Linked DNA regions of Homo sapiens: region 2 is linked to region 1. Evidence: read pairs that join two places in POLR2A ChIA-PET (ENCODE). Cell type or tissue: IMR-90. All regions are shown on one strand. Each heading gives the region's core, and the rest is flanking DNA. Links, peaks and the distances in the headings are about the cores only. Region 1 overlaps EPB41L2 (erythrocyte membrane protein band 4.1 like 2). Region 2 overlaps EPB41L2 (erythrocyte membrane protein band 4.1 like 2).

The links. Peaks named below come from ENCODE experiments on the same cell type or tissue, not always from the same donor. Only the 100,000 strongest peaks of a DNase experiment are listed, where the experiment ranks them.
Region 2: POLR2A ChIA-PET joins it to region 1 with 5 read pairs; 7 of 35 experiments call an interaction of 5 or more read pairs at or near these places.

What each region holds. Positions count from the first base shown.
Region 1 is chr6:130,895,498-130,904,754 of GRCh38, forward strand. EPB41L2 (erythrocyte membrane protein band 4.1 like 2) reads right to left here. Exons shown (of 20, transcript NM_001431.4): 6 at 8,968-9,043; 7 at 5,465-5,683; 8 at 3,994-4,081. Among named protein-coding and RNA genes, the nearest start is that of SMLR1, 73 kb to the left of the region's middle. RefSeq lists an enhancer at 6,759-6,928 and a cis regulatory region at 6,844. In IMR-90, for the core only: no CTCF peak of the experiment used is centred there; a DNase peak (open chromatin) is centred at 5,614; H3K27ac peaks cover 299 bases.
Region 2 is chr6:131,052,728-131,061,984 of GRCh38, forward strand. All of the region lies in intron 1 of EPB41L2 (erythrocyte membrane protein band 4.1 like 2), which reads right to left. Among named protein-coding and RNA genes, the nearest start is that of EPB41L2, 5.9 kb to the right of the region's middle. In IMR-90, for the core only: no CTCF peak of the experiment used is centred there; no DNase peak of the experiment used is centred there.

The sequences.
Region 1 (9,257 bases), core at 3,304-7,303:
AGGGACAGTCTGTTGGCCTACCCTAAGATGTGTTCAACCATTTTCCTTTAGGTGCATTTACCTCAGATGGATTACCCTAGCTAATAGCTCTTAAAATTATGCCAATATTTTGCAAAACACCAATCCCTTGCAGATAATTTCTCTTCCAGGCTGACAGTGCTGAAATCTCTGAATTCTTTCAAGCAGTTTTTCATTAACTTAGAATGCTGACATCCAGTTCTCATTAGGCATTCCTTTGGCTGGCACGTTTCAAAGGACTGCAGACTATTCTTGAAGTTATTAATAGTTTTCTTTCCCTAGAGCTTTAATCTGGAATCGATGACAATCTAGAATAATCACAGGCCTAAATTATGTTTTAAAAACCAAACAAATTTACAGGCAAAAGTGAAAACCTGTCTCCTCACATTTCAAGTAGTGAAGATCTAAGATGCATGTATTCAAAACATACAAATTATTGTTTATCTCTAAGAGGAGAGCTGGCTCTCATTCAACATATGTAAAATTGAAGACTACCGCTCAAAGACATTCACATTTTCAGAAATCACAAACAATACGAAACAAATTCTCACAAAAAATGTTGCAACAAACCCCATATTTAGTCTAACTCCCAATTTAATAAAAGGACATTTTGTCTATCTTATTACTCAGAACATTTTGATACCATTTAAATCAGTTTTTTATAAATAAAAGTATAGTATTAGCTAATTGATGCCAGTTGCTTTCTCTGCTGTGACACTTGAGTAATTCATATATACAAATAAAATTACATTAGACCAACTTGAGCCATTTTAAAAAATCCAATCAATTGCTTTACTCACCCTTATCTTGGCAGCCACAACTCTCTCTAGGAATAGACTAAAAAGCTGGGGTGAATCAGGCACAGGTGCCCAAGCAACTTGGCACCAGACCCCATGGTGTGTTTGCCAAAACCATCACTGCCCATGGCCACCGGGAGCAAGGCAGAAGATTGCCCGAGACGGCATGTTCTTACCACAAGTGGGGAGGCAACCCGCATTTGAAACATTGAATGAGCCATCTCTAGTCTGAAGCAATCTTTGGACAGGACAAGGAAGCTATTTTATCTGACTTAAAAATAGACACAACGCAGATTCAAGTAAATCAGTTGATTTTTGTTGTTCTATGTAATTATTTTAGAATTACCAGTATTTGTGTGAATAGAAACGACAGATGAAGGGTAGGAAGTGAAAGAGGAAAAGGCAGGCCTTGATCCTTCACATGTAAGTTATGCCACATGGTATCAAAATCAGAAAAATAAACTAATGGAAAGGAGCACCTTCTCTGCATTGCTCACTGCTCCATGGAGCAATGCATGGGGCAATGCATGGAGATGGCTGGCTTTCAAATGAGTTCAGTATAAAGGGAGTTCTTGCAAAGGATCAGGAGAGAAAGGAAAGGGAGGTCAGGGTGTTTAATATCCAGATTCCCTCCCTACGTGGTCACCTCAGGCTGACTATGTCCCTCTGACAATGGCTCCCCACAAGACGGCCCTCTCCACACATATCTCTCCTTGGGAGTTTTGGAAACCACTCTGCCCTCCCTCCTTCAGACAGACCTAGAGAGATTAGGATAGCTGCAGATACTATCCTGGGGCTACCACGGGTGTCCCGCTTCTCTTATGGTTTCTCTGCACCTTTGTTGAGATTCCTTTTATTTAACTCTCTCCAACTCATCCTAACATGAATATGACATTACAAACTCTTCTAATTAAAAAAAAAAATCTGATTTTAAGGCAATGAAAAATAAAGACACAAAACTTTAAACGACATGAAATATGAAAAGTTCTTTTAAACTGCCACATATATTCTTTTCAATAAGCCACAAATATCTTGCTTATCAAATATTACCTAAGGAGTCTATCGGATGATAAACAGAATGAAGGTTATCTTGAATTTTTTTAGTGTTCTGCTCCTAACTACACAGCAAGAAAGAGTATTATACTTAGAACAGAGTCCACAATTTCTTACTTTTCTAAGAGACAACATTAAAAACAAGAATCCTGAAACCTTACATACAGCATTGCCATTTAAGAATTGGTTTCTAACTAACAATCAACAAAGTAGAGATGCAAGATTTGCATGTGGTAAGAATGGCAGGGTCTAGAGGAGGAGAGGTTTGGGAGCTCTTTTTGGTCTCAAACATATTTTTTCCTTCCTCCCTATTTCTGTTTCTTGGCTAACCTAGCCTGTCCCCATTACATAGAAAATGATCTGAAAAACACTGGAGTGTTAAGACAATCTGTTTCACCTCCTACTAGGATTTACCAGACGGTATCAGGCAGATAGACCATTTAACAATACATGGCTTTAAACAAGTCATTCTCTGCACTGTTTTATGTAGCTGTAAAATTAAAAAACATTCAAACTTTAAATGAGATGGTATACTTGTAAAAAATGAGATGGTATGAAAGTACTTTTTAAAATTAAGGGCATACAGCATCTAGTGGTTAAAAATGATGCTGCCAGAGACTACTTACTGACAGAAAAATCTTATAATAGTAAGTTAAAAAAAAAAAACTAACAAAAATGATGCTCATAGTATGACCCCATTTTTAGAAGGCATGTGAATTCAACTGCCCAGGGGTCTAAAAAAAAAAAAAGAAAAGAAAAAAGGTATTAAGAATGCTTATTTCTGCATAAAAAGATTTAAGTGATCTTTATTTCCTTCTGTTTGCCTCTATTTTCTATGATGAACATGTATTAGTTTTGTAATAAAGAAAAATATTTAAATAAAGGAAGCCACTGAGGAGAAAAAGAGTGCTTTGTAAATATGAAGTATGATTAATAACACAAATGCAAGAATTATTAATCAGAGGCCTAGGGAGGAAAGACATCATTGTGTGGGGAGCTTTCCTAGAGATTTCTCAAATCATATAATCTGGGCTTCTAAACAACATCTACAGATTGGCAGGGTCTTTTAAAAGCAGGCTACCATAAGGAAATGTTGACTCTGGACATATTTTTTAAAACCAAATTCATATTTCACCTTGCTTGTCATTCTCCTCGACTCTCCCCACTACATAATCATCTAAACTAGAACCATGATGTAAGTGATATTGTTACTGGCAACCAACTATAGCGATGTGCGCTTACACATTTCACTTTTTGACTTATTTCTTTATGAACAGGATTTGTCTATTCATAACTCATACCCTGTGACTCTCGTTAGTATACCGAACGTTTATGCTTGCAAAAAAAATGTATGTTACTACTGCCTAATTTATCGTGTAAAGTGGCCTATGAACTTCTGTTGTGTTTTATGTTTCTCAAATCCCCCCTTAAAAACGTAAATAAATGTCTTTTAAATAACTTTTAAAATTATTTTTTCGAGCATTATATTTTTGAGATTTTGATCTTTTGGGATTACGGTGTTCAGGATTATGACTGGCTTCCCATGTCCCCATTGTCCCACTCTTTTACCATCTTTCAAATTAGACTGAAGGTGCTTTATCACCCAGAGCCTGGGCCCACCTACGTTATCTTTCACAAAGTACAAAACACACCTACAGGGAAAAGACCAACTCTAGGGCTCCTTCATCAAACATAAGCTTTTTGGAAAGTGGTCCCATGCTACTTTTGCCCTTTTATGGTTGCTAAGGTCTTCTCTCCTCTCCCAAGACAGAGGTGGGAGAGGGAACTGGGACAGACACAGCACTTGGCCTAGCAGAAGCTGCAATGCAAAATAAACCAGGATAAGCGGTGAAAAAAAAAAGGCTGACAAGGTGTGTCATAGTAAGTACCTATGAAAGGGCATTAATTAAAAAGACTGGGAAAACAAGTGGTAGAGACAGAATACATGGTCCCTCCCACAACCAAACACCCCATAATTAGTCACCAAGGAAATATTCCAGAGACCCTCAATTGAAAGCAAATATCCTTTTCCCAAAAATAAGCTGTGCTATCCTGAAACTGGAGCCCTCTCAAAACCTCAGTCAACAGACTACTATGATGCTACTCCCCGTTACATTTACAGTACCTTGGCATGATGTAGGTCAACACCATACATGGAAAGCCTCTTTGCATTTTCTAAGAACTGGGAATCAGCTTGTGCTGGCGATAAGCCCCTGAGAATCAAAAGAAACAGTATTATCTTATTAATGGATGCAGAGCAAATGTAGTCAGAATGGGAGGAGTGTCTGTGCTCAGAGGGTTTGGAGGAGAGAAAGTTACCCAGCCAAGTTTGCAGAAAAGTAGGAAATGGTAAGAAAACAACTCTCAACCTCTAACATTTTTCCCTTAAGATCCTATAATGTAAACCTGCTAAACTGCATGGAGGTATACCTCCACTCTTACCCATTTTATCTTAAAAAGTTGCTTTTGATTATTTTCACTGAGGAAAAAAGCCCCAGCAATAGTGTACAACATAAGTACTGGAGAATAAAAAACAGTGATCTCATCTTTCTGTGATAAACACATTCTTACTCCTTCATTTTATTTCACTAGAGTTGATCATAATAAAGATTGAAATTACTTGTATTTGATTTTATACCTATGATAGGTAACACAAATCAATTGTCCATACTAAAATTATTTCCATTCCTATCTATATACCCAACTAAGTAAACTTTAAGCTCCTAAAGAGCAAGATCATGTCCCATTAATTTTCACATTCCCCATGGCATGTCAGTACCTGATATTTCACATCAGAATTATACAACAAATGTCTATTGAGTAGAATTTAAGTAAATTAATAAGAAAACATTTAGAGTCAAATACCATATTTTTTTTAAAGAAAAATCAATGAATGTGGCCTGTTTAAAAACCTAATTTTTGAAAGTTCCTTTCAGATCACTTTAGTAATATTTAATAAAACTGTAATTTTGCAATATAGAACAAATTATCATTTTGTAGCTAGCGTTATAAAAATTTGTGTAAAAAGTCCATTTTCTTTTCACACACATATAAATGTTCTAGAAGCGTAATATGGTATTAATGTAATGTTAAGTAATCTTAGCTAAACCAACGGGTCATCTTCCAACGGAATCACCTGTACATTTCAGTTACTATTCCTACGTCCATCACCACCTACACTGGTAATTCAAATCCCAATGCCTCCTTATCTCCCTAGCTTTCTTACCACATATAGTAATAAGGACAATTATAAGGCAGAAGAAATATAAAGTAAATGTCAAATAAGTATGTGGACATGTTTGTCTCCAATGTGTATGTGTTAGGGGGATAGGGAGAAGAAGGTGTCATGGGGAAAAGTACATTTTTCCAATACATGAAAACATACAGTCTTACAAGTATAGTTTCTCAGACGGTAGTTATAAAAATAATGAAAGGATACCTCAAGGGCTCCACGTTGCCTTGATTAGTGCTAGGTGAAACTCCAAAAGGAAAAATTGGATAATCCTGTAAATCATGCTCAAATGTCTAGTAAGTGCTACAAGAGAAGCTATTTAAATCTCCCATGGCCATTCTCTCCAGTAAGCAAGGCAACAGACCTGTGGGTTTTGTGCAGCTCTGCCACCTTCTCTTCCAGCTCCTTAGTCTGAGTAGGGGCAAACTGGAATTCACTGAGGTCGATGCTGCCATGTTCTTCTGGGTCATAGTCACCAAGTTCAGCCTGCAGGGTGTAGGATCCCAGGAGAGCATGAGTCACAAAAGAGCAGGGCAGGCGGCCAGAGGCAATGTCCTGCCGGAGCTGAAGGCACAAGAAGTATCTGTGAGGAGCAGAGGGAGAAATGGGTCAGGGGAGAACCATTAGGTGAGATTGGAGCACTCACAGTCCTTAAAAGCTAGTACCCCTTTGAAAACAAATATACAATATAGGCACTCTTCATATAAACAGCAAAAATCATCTTCTCTAATAAAAAGCCTCAACTTGCTCCTTGGGCTTCTAAACTTGTGGCTTATTTATAGAAACTGAGTCCAGAAGGCTAATTTATATGTGTGTGTGTATATATATAAGAGTTTTATAACTGAAGTAAAAATTTCAATCACTTAAACTGTCTCCTTGGATTTCAAACTGTAATAAAAATTAGCACGCCCCTCAAAAGATGTAAGGATTAATAGATTAAAAAAAAAAACTAGTCTTAATCATTTGTAAGAAAAGCTAAGGTCACCCACCCTTTATCATCTTGACATTTCTTCTTTTCCAGAAACACCTTTAACAACAGTTATTGGTAAATCTCTACTTTGAAGCCCTTACTTTTCCATTTACCCCATTTAAAGCAGTAGCTAGCTCAGTTTAGCAGAAAAGGCCTGGGCTTTGAAGCCAGGAAGACCTGACTCTATATGACCTTGAGCAAGTTAATTTACTTGCCTAAGGGTAATTTCCCACCTATAAGACGCTAAGAACTCTACCTCCCTTTGAAGATGAGCATGAACATTAGATAATATAAATAAAATATCTGGTACATGCTTAAGAATCAATAACTAGTAGCTATAATAATTAGTGGCTATAATGTTTCTCATTCAATGTTCCATGTGGCTCACTACGGTTATAAAAGAATTTCCGTTTTCCATGAAATAAAATGCAGAAACATGTCATATATACCCTGTGGGTTTCCCCCACCTTTTAAGCCCCACTATCAATTCCTCTTGGTAACATTTTAAAATGTGATTTCTACTCTTTAACTTCACCACTTGCTATGGTCACCATGGATCCTCCCAAATCAACAGCAGAGTCCTCATTCTTTAAGACCTTTTAGAGACTGGCATTCATACTGGCAGCTGGCCATCTTAGTCCTGTGGACACTTGCCTGGCCTGGGTTTTAGGGCCCAATCCTCTTCCTGCTCTCTACCCTACACAATCAAATGGGGAGTGCTGGCCTCTGGTCCAGGCCTTGTTGTTACTGGGTCAGAGAGCACAACCCAGCACATGGGGCCAGGTCAGTTCAGAACCTGGATTACCACCCAAATACATCATCAGGCAGGGCGGGGACTCTGTTTATCATCACTATAGTCCCACAGTTACTGGAGGGCTTGCCACATGACAAGTGCTCGGTAATTGAGAGACTGAAAGTCTTCTCGCTATCACTACAGTATTTTGAGTATTTTATGCCTTGCAGATCTCCTTTTAAGGAGGATTATATGTTTCCTTGACCCGTAGAAAAACATAAGCATTAACAGTACATACTTCAGACAACTGAATTTTCAACCATGGGTCCAGGTTATCCTCAAATTCTCTAATAAACAACAGTGATGTTTCTCCACATTTTATGGAAGTTTTAGAACCTAAACACAAAGATTTCATCTTGTTGCTTCCTTTTATATTATTGTCTCTGCTTTTCACATTGGTCCTTTCCTCTGTTTTCAAAGCCTAAGTCTAAATCCTAAAAACTTCAAACAAAAAATGGCATGAGCTTCCTGAATTACCCAACTGTACCTTCACACAGCACTATGAAGCATTCTTCAAACATTATTCGAAATAGTGTTCTTGCCCTTCTCAGAAGCCTACCCCAGCTTCTAAATGTTCACTCAAGTCATGGTGAAGATTTCGATCATGACATTTAAGCTTCCAGGCCACAAGTACAGGCAGGTGGCTGGTCTCAGGCTGCACCACTGAGAACTTTAGTTAGCTGAGCAGACTATATTGTTCCTCCCACTAGACAGGGAGACTGTTCAAGTTCCATTTATATGGAAAACCAAAGTACTGATGCTACAAACTTGCAATCACCAAAGGATTATCATTCTCCAAACAAATTACTGCCAGGAGGAGTGTATGTACAGAGTGTTGGGTCACAAAGCCCCAGTTACATGCATTGTTCAGAGGCACCCCTGCAGTGAAGCTCTGCATCCTACACATGCCATTCGGTCAGGTTTTATGCTCTAAGTAGCTCACTGTGCAGTTACAAAAGCTACTATTTATTATTTACTAGGTGAAGCTAATTCATTCAGAGCTTAATTAGTGCATTCATATTCAGCAACAAGTAGTTTAAAAAAAAAAAAAAGGCCGGCCTGCTATGTACCCAATATTGGAAAGAAATTTCCATCCTTGCTATTTCACATGGATATTATGAACTCTTAACCACTTCCACAACTTGATGTCTGACAACAAAACTGGCCCAGCAGAAAGCATCAAAGATACAGGAACTAAAGACAAGCAGACTCTTTTGCTAAGCCCCTCTAGTTTTCTAAAAGTCATGCACTGCACACAGTTGTACTTGACCATGTAAGTAACCTTTTAAAAATATGGTATATAAAAATCATCCTTTAAAAAAAAAAATCAACCCTTTATACTTCCTCTCACCAAAGCTAAGAAATGCTATCCCTGGTACCCAGTGTAATCAGGCTAAGATTTCAAGCTACTTGTTGATTGATTCACAATGTTTCTGGTACCCAGTCTAACTGGGCTAAGATTTCAAGGTACTTGTTGATTCACAATGTTTCTTGGTTGCCATTCAGGTACTCAGAATCAATAAATATTCTCTTGCTCCTAAACAGAATCCTTTCTTTGCAATTCAAGTGTATGTTCTTATAGCTCACACAATCTCCAAGGAGATGGAAATGAACTAGCTATTGACTCTACATAAGAAATCCTACCTTGTTTGGTTCTGGAGGGAGAAGAGAGAAAGAAATTACCAGTTCAATTGGACTTTTAAAATAATTTCATTTTGCTAACCTCATATCATCTTTGTAATATGAGACTAGTATATAAGCACACATGAGTTATATACAATAAAAATGACCTTGGTATTAAAATCTCAAATATTAAATATTAGTGACTTTTAAAAGTATAACATAGAAAACAAAGTTGTCAGCAGTATCATTTTTAAAATTTTCATTACTAGAATATAAATGAAGATATTAAAGAAAGTGAATAAAATTTTTGAAACTGGCAACATTTCAAACTATTTGGATGTACCCATTTTCAAGGAAACTTCTAAAACTTAAGAAAAACTGTTTTGGTTTTCAATCCTGAAATTACCACTATGCTCCCAGGGCACAAAAATAAACGAGAGCTGTAAGGAAAGGTTCATTTAAAAATGCAAATATAAAGTACCTGGTGATATCTTCAGTCAATTGAGAAGGATCAGGAGGATAAAACTTCACATTAAAAGTGAATAGCCATGGAAGGTCTGTAATTATTAAATATCACAGTTATGCACCCAATTAACAGAAGAATGACTATTGTGATAAAATTTAAAGGTCAAGGATCAAACAGTACAGACTAATCCAACTATAAATCAGCATGCAGAATTTTTTTATTTAAATAAAATTAAAATTGTTTATAAAATAAAAATGAAATAAAAAATAAAATAGAAATCAATTACATAAATAAGCCACCATTAA
Region 2 (9,257 bases), core at 2,052-6,051, 160 kb after region 1:
GTAGAAAGTCAAACAGGTATTACATTTAAAATGTAAAAATCAAGAAACAGGAGTAAGCAGACCTCAGCAAGGTGGCAGAATAGGCTTTTCTAGTGCTTCTCTGCCCCACTCGCCCTGCTAACCTCACCCCCTACAGAAACATCAATTTGAACAACTATCTACACACAAAAATATAAATTTTTTTTTTTGAGGAGTTTCGCTCTTGTTGCCCAGGCTGGAGTGCTATGGTGCGATCTTGGCTCACTGAAACTTCCACCTCCTGGGTTCAAGCGATTCTCCTTGTCTCCGCCTCCTGAGCAGCTGGGATTACAGGCATGCACCACCACGCCTGGCTAATTTTGTATTTTTAGTAGAGATGGGGTTTCACCATGTTGGCTAGGCTGGTCTCAAACTCCTGACCTCAGGTGATCTGCCCGCCTCGGCCTCCCAAAGTGCTGGGATTACAGGCATGAATCACCGTGCCCAGCAAGTAAATTTTAACAAATAATAAAACATAAAAATATTCTGAAACTTTAAAAAAAAAATCAAGAAACAAGAAAATCATGTTATTTAGAGACAAAACACCAGAAAATAAAACCAAAACTAGTGAAAGTAGTTGTGGCAGACTGTCACGGTTACTACTTGAGACCATCACTACAACAGTTACTACTGTTACTACTTGAGACCCTCATTAGGAGACGGGACGAAGGGACGAACATGGAAATGATAAAAAAAAAAAAAAAAAAAAAAAAAGAAACTGTTTTAAAGGAAAGGCCAGGGGAAGAAAAGCTCCCTGCTTCTAGTCAGCAAAGGCAGCCCCCCTGAGCTCCACAGCCCTTCGTATTTATTGGGTAACAAGAACAGGGAGGAGGAGGTAGCAACTGGTCAGCTGCTTAACTGATCGCAGGTTCATATTGTTACTAACAGGCTTCAGATGTACCTAATCACAAGAAACACTGCACTTGGGGCGTGACTGCCTTCAGCATTCCTTCTGGGTGGCATACACAGTTTGTCAGTTTGCCAACATTCTACATTTATGAGAAACATTTTGTTGCTTACTCATATAGCCTCCAGTGGTATACTGAGTTGATCATAACCCTCATTCTTTCGACCTCCAACGTTTCTCCCTTTTTGTTTTTTAATTAATTGAGAAAGGCAACTACAGGCTGTGCAGCCCTTAATTGCCAGTTGGTGGTCCAGCTGATCTTACAACGGGAGGCACAGGAAACCATGGCCAGCATGGCCACAAACATGGAGTCAGGGGTCTTTGCCTGACCCTGACACTAACAGTGTCTCAGCTTCCTGTGTGGTTTTCTTGATCTATCCCCATGTCATGAGGGTTGATGTCAGTGTGACTCCGGTCGGTCCTCATTCCATCTTCGCATTCAGATTCAACTGGCTCATGGCTCGTATTAGGGGAACAAGGCCTGTAGCTAGAATCCATGGATCTCTCCAGTCTTCCATTCCATGGTCGCACACACCTTGAGGGCACCCACACAGTTTGTTCATCTCCTTATGTTGTCAAGCAGACTTGTAACGGGGTTTCTCATTTGTCTGGTTGGTTTTAGTTTTTTCTGTTCCAGCAGAACTTCCTCATTCAAGTCCCTATAGGACCCTGTCTCTATCTGTCCCTGTCTGTCCCTGCAAGTTTCTGCTAGCTTCTGCTGGTCTCTGCTAGTCTTTGCTAGTCTCTGCTAGTATTTGCTAGTCTTTATCTATCCCTGTCTGTCCCTGTCTGTCTCTACGGTCCCTGTTAGTTCCTCCAAGTTGGTGCAAGTCCCTATCTTTCCCTATCTGTCTCTATCTCTATTTATCCCTACTTATCTCTATGTGTCCCTGTAGGCCTCCTCAGGTCCCTTCAGGTCTCTTCAGGTCTCTGTTTGTCACTGATAGTCCCTGTTCGGGCGCCACTTGTGGCACATTGCCACAGTTACTACTTGAGACCTTCACTACAACAGTTACTACTGTTACTACTTGAGACCGTCATTACGAGACTGAAGGAAGGGACAAACATGGAAATAACAAAAAAACAAAAGGAACTGTTTTAAAGGAAGGGCCAGGGGAAGAAGAAAAGAGCTCCCTGCTTCTAGTGAGCAAAGGCAGCCCCTGAGCTTCCACAGCCCTTCATATTTATTGGGTAACAAGAGCAGGGAGAAGGAGGTAAGGATTGGTCAGCTGCTTAATTGATCACAGGTTCATATTGTTACTAACAGGCTTCAGATGTACCTAATCACAAGAAACACTGTGCTTTGGGCATGACTGCCTTCAGCATTCCTTCTGGGTGGCATACGCAGTCTGTCAGTTTGCCAACATTCTGCATTTATGAAAAACAGTTTGCTGCTTACTCATATAACCTCCAGTGGTATACTGAGTTGATCATGACCCTCATTCTTTTGGCCTCCAACAAGTAGTTGCCTCAGGGGAGCAGAAATCTGTCAAGAAGGGAGCTAGGGCACTGGTCTGCTGCTTTTTTTCATAATCCCTGCAGTACTACCTGACTTTCTAAATCATATAAAGCACCCTGGAGAATGCCATTTGCACTTTAAATGAAAGCAAAAAGTGCAAAACCACAGGAAAGGCAGAAACTAAAGGTCGGGGGAGAGCCACATTTTATTCTGATGTGTTTTATCCTCTGGTATATTTTTCTAATATTGAAAAATCAGGCTAGAAACATTACTTTAAATGTCTCTAGTCTGAAAAACAAGATGAAGGGTACTCCCTGTTCCAGCATGATTCAAGAATCACACAACTAAAAGTAGTACTCAGGTCTGCTTCATAATCATACCTTTACACAAAAAACTACATGGGCGAACCCAGTCAGGAAAGCAATCCTGTCTTTTATAAAAGTTAGATACTGCAGATGCCAACAAATTGCAAAAAACTTCAACTTCTACTGAGTAATAACATCGAACAATTAAAAGCAATAACTGGAACTCACAGAAAAAACAAGGGTTTTAGCCATACACAAGCTGGGTGCCCTTGAGCCATTTATTCAATTTTTAAGCCTCAGTTTCTCATCCGTAAAATAAGCACACCAGCTACTCCAAGATGGTGCTGCAAAAAAGAAGCAGGGTTATTAACATATGTAAAGTACCAATTATAGCACCTGGTGTGTAGTCTGTGCTGCAAAACCATTAGCTTCCTTATTTTTTTTTTACATGGTTATTGATTATCAAAGCTTCAGGCCTTACAGGATTACTTACAATGGAACCTAGAACAAAGCTAGAACTGAGCATAAAATGCGTGCGTCAGGGACAGGTTAAGCAAAGCAGCTGATGCGTGACAGCACCAGAAGCAATAGACACAATAGACCCAGTGGACCCAGTGGACCAAGTGCTACACCATCATCTAATTTTTCTAGCCTAAAATAAGGATATTTATATGAAACCTGATTTCTTAATGTTGGCAACTAACAAGTTAAAACACGATGTTGCTGGAAAATATGTGTGCAGGTATATTTCACACAAAGATTTATAAAGGTTACATTTTAATGCCATATGCAGAGGTTTAAACATTGTCAACAAAAATTCTACTCACTAATAGGCTTTTTTCAACAAGTTTACTGTGGTTATAGAGAGAAGAAGTTAGAACATATGCACACAATTTTACATTTATAATCAGTTACCTCTGGCAACATAACAAAAAAGACTACATTATCCCTGTGCTGTTGAAACTAGATCCCAACTGTTTTCCCATATATATGCTCTTTTGTAAATTAACAAAAAGAATGAAGTTAAGACAAGAGTTTCTAAAAGCTCAAACATTATAGATACTGGACTGAAATTGTTAAAAAGTGGTTTTAACTTGTGATCACCATAGGAAATTACTGTTTCATTTCAAAGACTGTACTTCCACACAGATAATTATTCCTGACCACTGCAAAAAATCTGCTTACCACATATTCACCAGTAACCAACCCACTAGGTCTCTTCTTAACCTAACAATTTTTACAGATGCCAGGCACTCTATGAAGCATTTTATAAGCATTAGTTCATTTAATCCTCATGTAACTCTGAGGTAGGTATGATTTTTAACCCCTTACTACAGCAAACGAGGCTTTGAGAAATAATTTGCCCAAGGTCACAATGGCATATGTGGCAGTCTAACCAGCATCAAATAGAGTGGACATGTTACTGATTCCTTCTAATCAATATTCCATCAAAGAAATTTGTAAGGAAATAAATGCACATTCATTAAGTTCACAGGTAAGAATATGAGTGGCCAGGATTATATCAGAATTCAGTTTAACCTTGACAGTTAGGTAAATGGGGGTCAACTAAATGAATTCAATTGAATGGAAAGAAGTACAATGGGAGATAGGGGAGAATAAATGATGAAAAGTGCAATAGGGTGAAAAAATTAAAAAAAAAGAGAAAAACAAAATACTCTTAAAACTTCCATCTTCTAATCTCGAAAATAAGAACTGAAACATCAGTTCTCAATCTTTTCTGTTTCCCAAAACCCTTTCAAAAACCACTCCTAAAGTTCTCTTTCTCCCTTAACCTGTCTCTCTCATCCACTTGTGCACACACACACAGAGATGCTGCACACACACAGGAGTGCATGCACATGGGAACACAATACCTCACTTACAGTCTCAGGCAGTTTATGCACCCATGAGGCCCAAGAACCCCACTCTCCACCCCAGGTCAGGAGTCTGAACCAAATAATCTCCCTCAAGGTAAATGAATCTAGGGTGAAAAACAAGTAGCTTCTGGACAAAAAGAGAAAGAAACAAAGAATTATGGCAGAGTGTAAATCACATTTTAATTTTATGTCTTCAAGCTACTGGGATATGTACATATATCAGTAGAATGTAGGAAACTCTGAAAAATATGAGTGAATTCAGCACTGTTGTTATAATGGCCCAGCCCTGAAGCTCATCAGCAGGTCTGGAAACGTAAATACAAGGGCTTGGAAAAGGTGACTTCAGAGTTGGTAATCAGAACTATATGACAAGCTTTTTAAAACCACAATTATCCTGGAAAAAGGCAACTGAAGGGTAACATAAGTTTTTAAGTATTTGAAAATTCTTTCATGAAGGTTGATGGTGAGGCCCTAAGAGCAAAGCAAGAGGAAACTGGTCTCTTCAGAAAGATTTGATTTAAATGCATGAACTACCCTACCTGACCTAGGCAATAAGGTCCGATAGATGAACAGTGACAAAACCACTTTGGGAGCCTTTCCATGCCTCCTAACCTGGAAAGAACTAAAATGATCCCCATGATGCCGAACTTAGTTATCTATGCAAAATTTCAACTTGGCTATCTAAAGCAAAACCTTATTTAAGATACAGGTCAGATCTCAGGAAAGATTGTTCTTATCCTTCAATTTATTCCAGATTATTTGGGAGACAATCTATGTACTTTTTGACTTTATGGCTCTAATAAGGTAGAGTGAAAATATGCAAAATTCAGAGAGGTATCTGTGAAGTGAAAACATGTTTCCATTTTAAAGATAACTGAGAATATGAAATTAGCTCAATTGCAATCTTTGAAGAAAAAATATCCAGAAGCAGTATGAATGCACTCATAGATCACATGAAATCTATTCCAATGCCAAGAAGTAAGAGACATCACTTTAAAATAAGAAAATTCAGAAAGCCTCTGAAATTCTAATTAAAATTAATACTATCCCAACACCATGGAAATATATAGCCTATCTACTCTCCTAGACATGAAAAACATGCCTCTAAGAAACTTACAACACAGATCCCAAGCCAACCACAAAACCAGGAGAAACAATATCAGTGGTTAGAAAAGCAAATAAACATTACCGACATGATATTTCTACATGAAACATTACCCATTTCTATGTCAACTCTATCAAAGAATCTTCACTAAAGATTCTTCACCTCTAATATATTAAAGGTTCAATGAATTAATTCATCAAATATTTATTAAATACAATGAGTAGGTGCTTCACATCACAAATACCTATAATATTCCCTCTCTCATATGAAATACACACACATACACATACTTTATAGAAAAAGCTACCAAAATCTATTAGCTATAACTATAAACCGGCTGGGTGCGGTGGCTCACACCTGTAATCCCAACACTTTGGGAGGCCAAGTCGGGTGGATCACTTGAGGTCAGGAGTTCAAGAACAGCCTGGTCAACATGGTGAAACCCTGTCTCTACTAAAAATACAAAAATTAGCCGGGCATGGTGGCACACGCCTGTAATTCCAGCTACTTGGAAGGCTGAAGCACGAGAATTACTTGAACTGGGAAGACGGAGGTTGCAGTGAGCCAAGATCACGTCACTGCACTCCAGCCTGAACGACAGAGTGAAACTGTGTCTCAAAAACAAAATAAAAACAACAACAGCAACAAAAACTATAAATCATTTCTAGATGATAACTGAGATTATTTATTTCTTTCCTTCTTGGCTTACCTATAACTTTTTTTTTTTTTTTTTTGAGATGGAGTCTGGCTCTGTCACCCAGGCTGGCGTGCAGTGGCGCAATCTCCGCTCACAGCAAGCTCTGCCTCCCGGGTTCACGCCATTCTCCTGCCTCAGCCTCCCGAGTAGCTGGGACTACAGATGCCTGCCACCACGCCTGGCTAATTTTCTGTATTTTTAGTAGAGACGGGGTTTCACCGTGTTAGCCAGGATGGTCTCGATCTCCTGACCTCATGATCCACCCGCCTCAGCCTCCCAAAGAGGTGGGATTACAGGCGTGAGCCATCGCGCCCAGCTATAATTCCTAAACAACTCTAATAGCTAACTTGGAGGCCATTTCCCTATAGTTAATGACATCAGGCATTGACTCCATTTTAGATTTTAGTCTAGGGCACTGCCCACGCAGAGAAATGATACAAATCTCATAATATCAAGTTGCTGGTTTATGCCAAAACATGGCATCCCAAAGGATGTTCTGTCTAGAATTGGTGACAGAATCGCATACAAATCTTCTATTTGCTCAGACATTCCAAAGACATTAGAACTGTTTGCATGTTGAGAGGAAGAGACTAGGGCTAAGAGTGGATCTGCTGACTCCTAACGGTTCAGCCCTGAGATTCCAAGATTCTATAAAAGAGCAGTGAATTAGGGTTTGGCTATTATTTGCTGACTACGAAAGCCAGCATAAACATTTACTTCAGGCTTTGAAATCTGTAAGGGTACCCAGTGGTTAGGTACAGTAATTCTGAATCTGAAAAAAACAAGCCCACTGGAAATGTTTCTAAATAAAGGTGGGATGGAGGAGGTAGGCACATTTCTTTTGTTTTCTCCAAGTAAACAGCACAGATTTTAGAAATGCAAAATGTGACTCAGTGGTATTGATCCCTATAAACTGTTTATTTGCCTTATAAAACTAGTAGCAATTCACACTTTTCAATAAAAAGCCCACACATAGCTTTTAAACAGGCTACTTCAGTTCAAAAAAGAAAGAAAAAGGCCCATGTCTTCAGCTGGGATTACAGGCGTGCGCCACCATGCCCGGCTAATTTTTGTATTTTTAGTAGAGACAGAGTAGAAACAGAAACAAAACAAAACCTTCAAAAATATTTAGCATTCTGCTATATAAAATATAAACCCTATATTCCTAAATGAAATGGCAAAGATACAACCTTTGTAGTTCACCAGCCACAGTAATATGAGAGGGGTGATTCAGGGCAGAACCTGATGTTAAACATAACTGTACAATATTACTAATTACAGAGAAATTGTACCAATAAATATTTTGGTTGTGGACTGCTTTGTCATCTTTGCAAGTATTTTTAGTTGAAAGCAAGTGGTTGGGTAGTACACGTGGACATGGTTCTGATTTTTAAATACCTATTTTTACATTCTGGTCACTGGTTAGGTTTTCTAAACTCAATTCCTTAGAACTAGTAATTTGGAAAGGGTAAGCCACAAGAATGTTACGTTAAGAAGCCAAGGATCTAACTAGCTCAGCAACTCAGATCAGCACAAAACTCATTTGGAAACCTCCAAGTGCTAGCATTATCTAATGATGGACCCAGGCAGTCAGTAAATCGTTAAGAACAGGTATGAAAGTGAGCAAACTGCCCTAAAGCTATCTCCTGAAAAACAGCAAGAGATATCTGAACTTCCTTCTTTTATATTTAGATGGTTATTTTTTTGGTGGCCTCTCTTCAGATTCATCCCCTAAATTAAATTTGCTTCTTTCTACTTGGACTTAAATTTCAGATTTGAAATATACACACTTAGTTGCTACAAAATGCTCCCTGGCAGTTTACATTTTTTACAAAAGTTAGGAAAAATTTTACTGAAATTATAGCTTTAACTGATTTTTTAAAATCACTTTTAATCTTTTTTAAGGATCACCATGCAACGTAGATATATGAAGAGTTCGAGGGACGTGGCTCAATTCATCCACGAATTTTCTTTCGAAGGTTTTTGCAAAAAGTGCTCTCAACTACTTGGACTAGTGGTTAAAGATTAAAGAACTGTTATGACTAAGTCTTTCTTACAGAGGGATGTTTTAAAAGGAAAGAAACCGTCCCTTCCCGTTACTCTAAATGAGCAGCCTCTTGTTCTCGGCAGTCTGTCTGCACACAAGACCACTACTGACTTCAGTGGGAATTCTGCCCAAGAAGTGAGGAAGACAGGATAGGATTAAATTAGCGCTAAATCCACACCATTGTTCCAAGCCATTACCACTTGTACAGTTCTCCAATAACCTCCAAAGAATAGATATCTGAAGTTTGATGGTGGTTCTTAAATTGAATTAAAAGAATGACCACTCGAGCTCTGACAGGTGACACAGCATAGCTCTTCAAAAGTTGTGTCAAACTCACAGCCTAACGGATGGAGCCAGTTGGCCCTTATCACAATTCAAGATTGCATTGCAATGCAGCCCCCATCAGTGGCTGCAACAGCCACCCAGTGATTTCTCACAGCAATGAGCCTGCAAAGGGAAACTGAATAGGATTAAGCACTATTCGTTCCCCCACTGAAACCTGTTCAAAGCTTGAGAATTCTAAATCCTAGCCCCTGCAGCATAGAAACTGACTCAGTTTCCCTCAACTGCTAAGTCCAAGGTGAAATCTGACAGAACACCAACTGAAATGCTAATTCTCAACAGCGTTATAAAGAGACCAGATAAATAATGTATTCCGTTGAAAAAAACAATAAAAACGTAGGGTGGGGGAGGAAATAAAGACTGAAAAACTGAGGGGAAAACCGCGAAAGTCGTTTTTTTAAAACAGCTTAAATAACAGTAACAAGAGGAACAAGACGCCTGGCACACACATGCCATTTCAGAGGCAAGAAGTTCAAGAAACTGGGGAAAGATGTGATTCA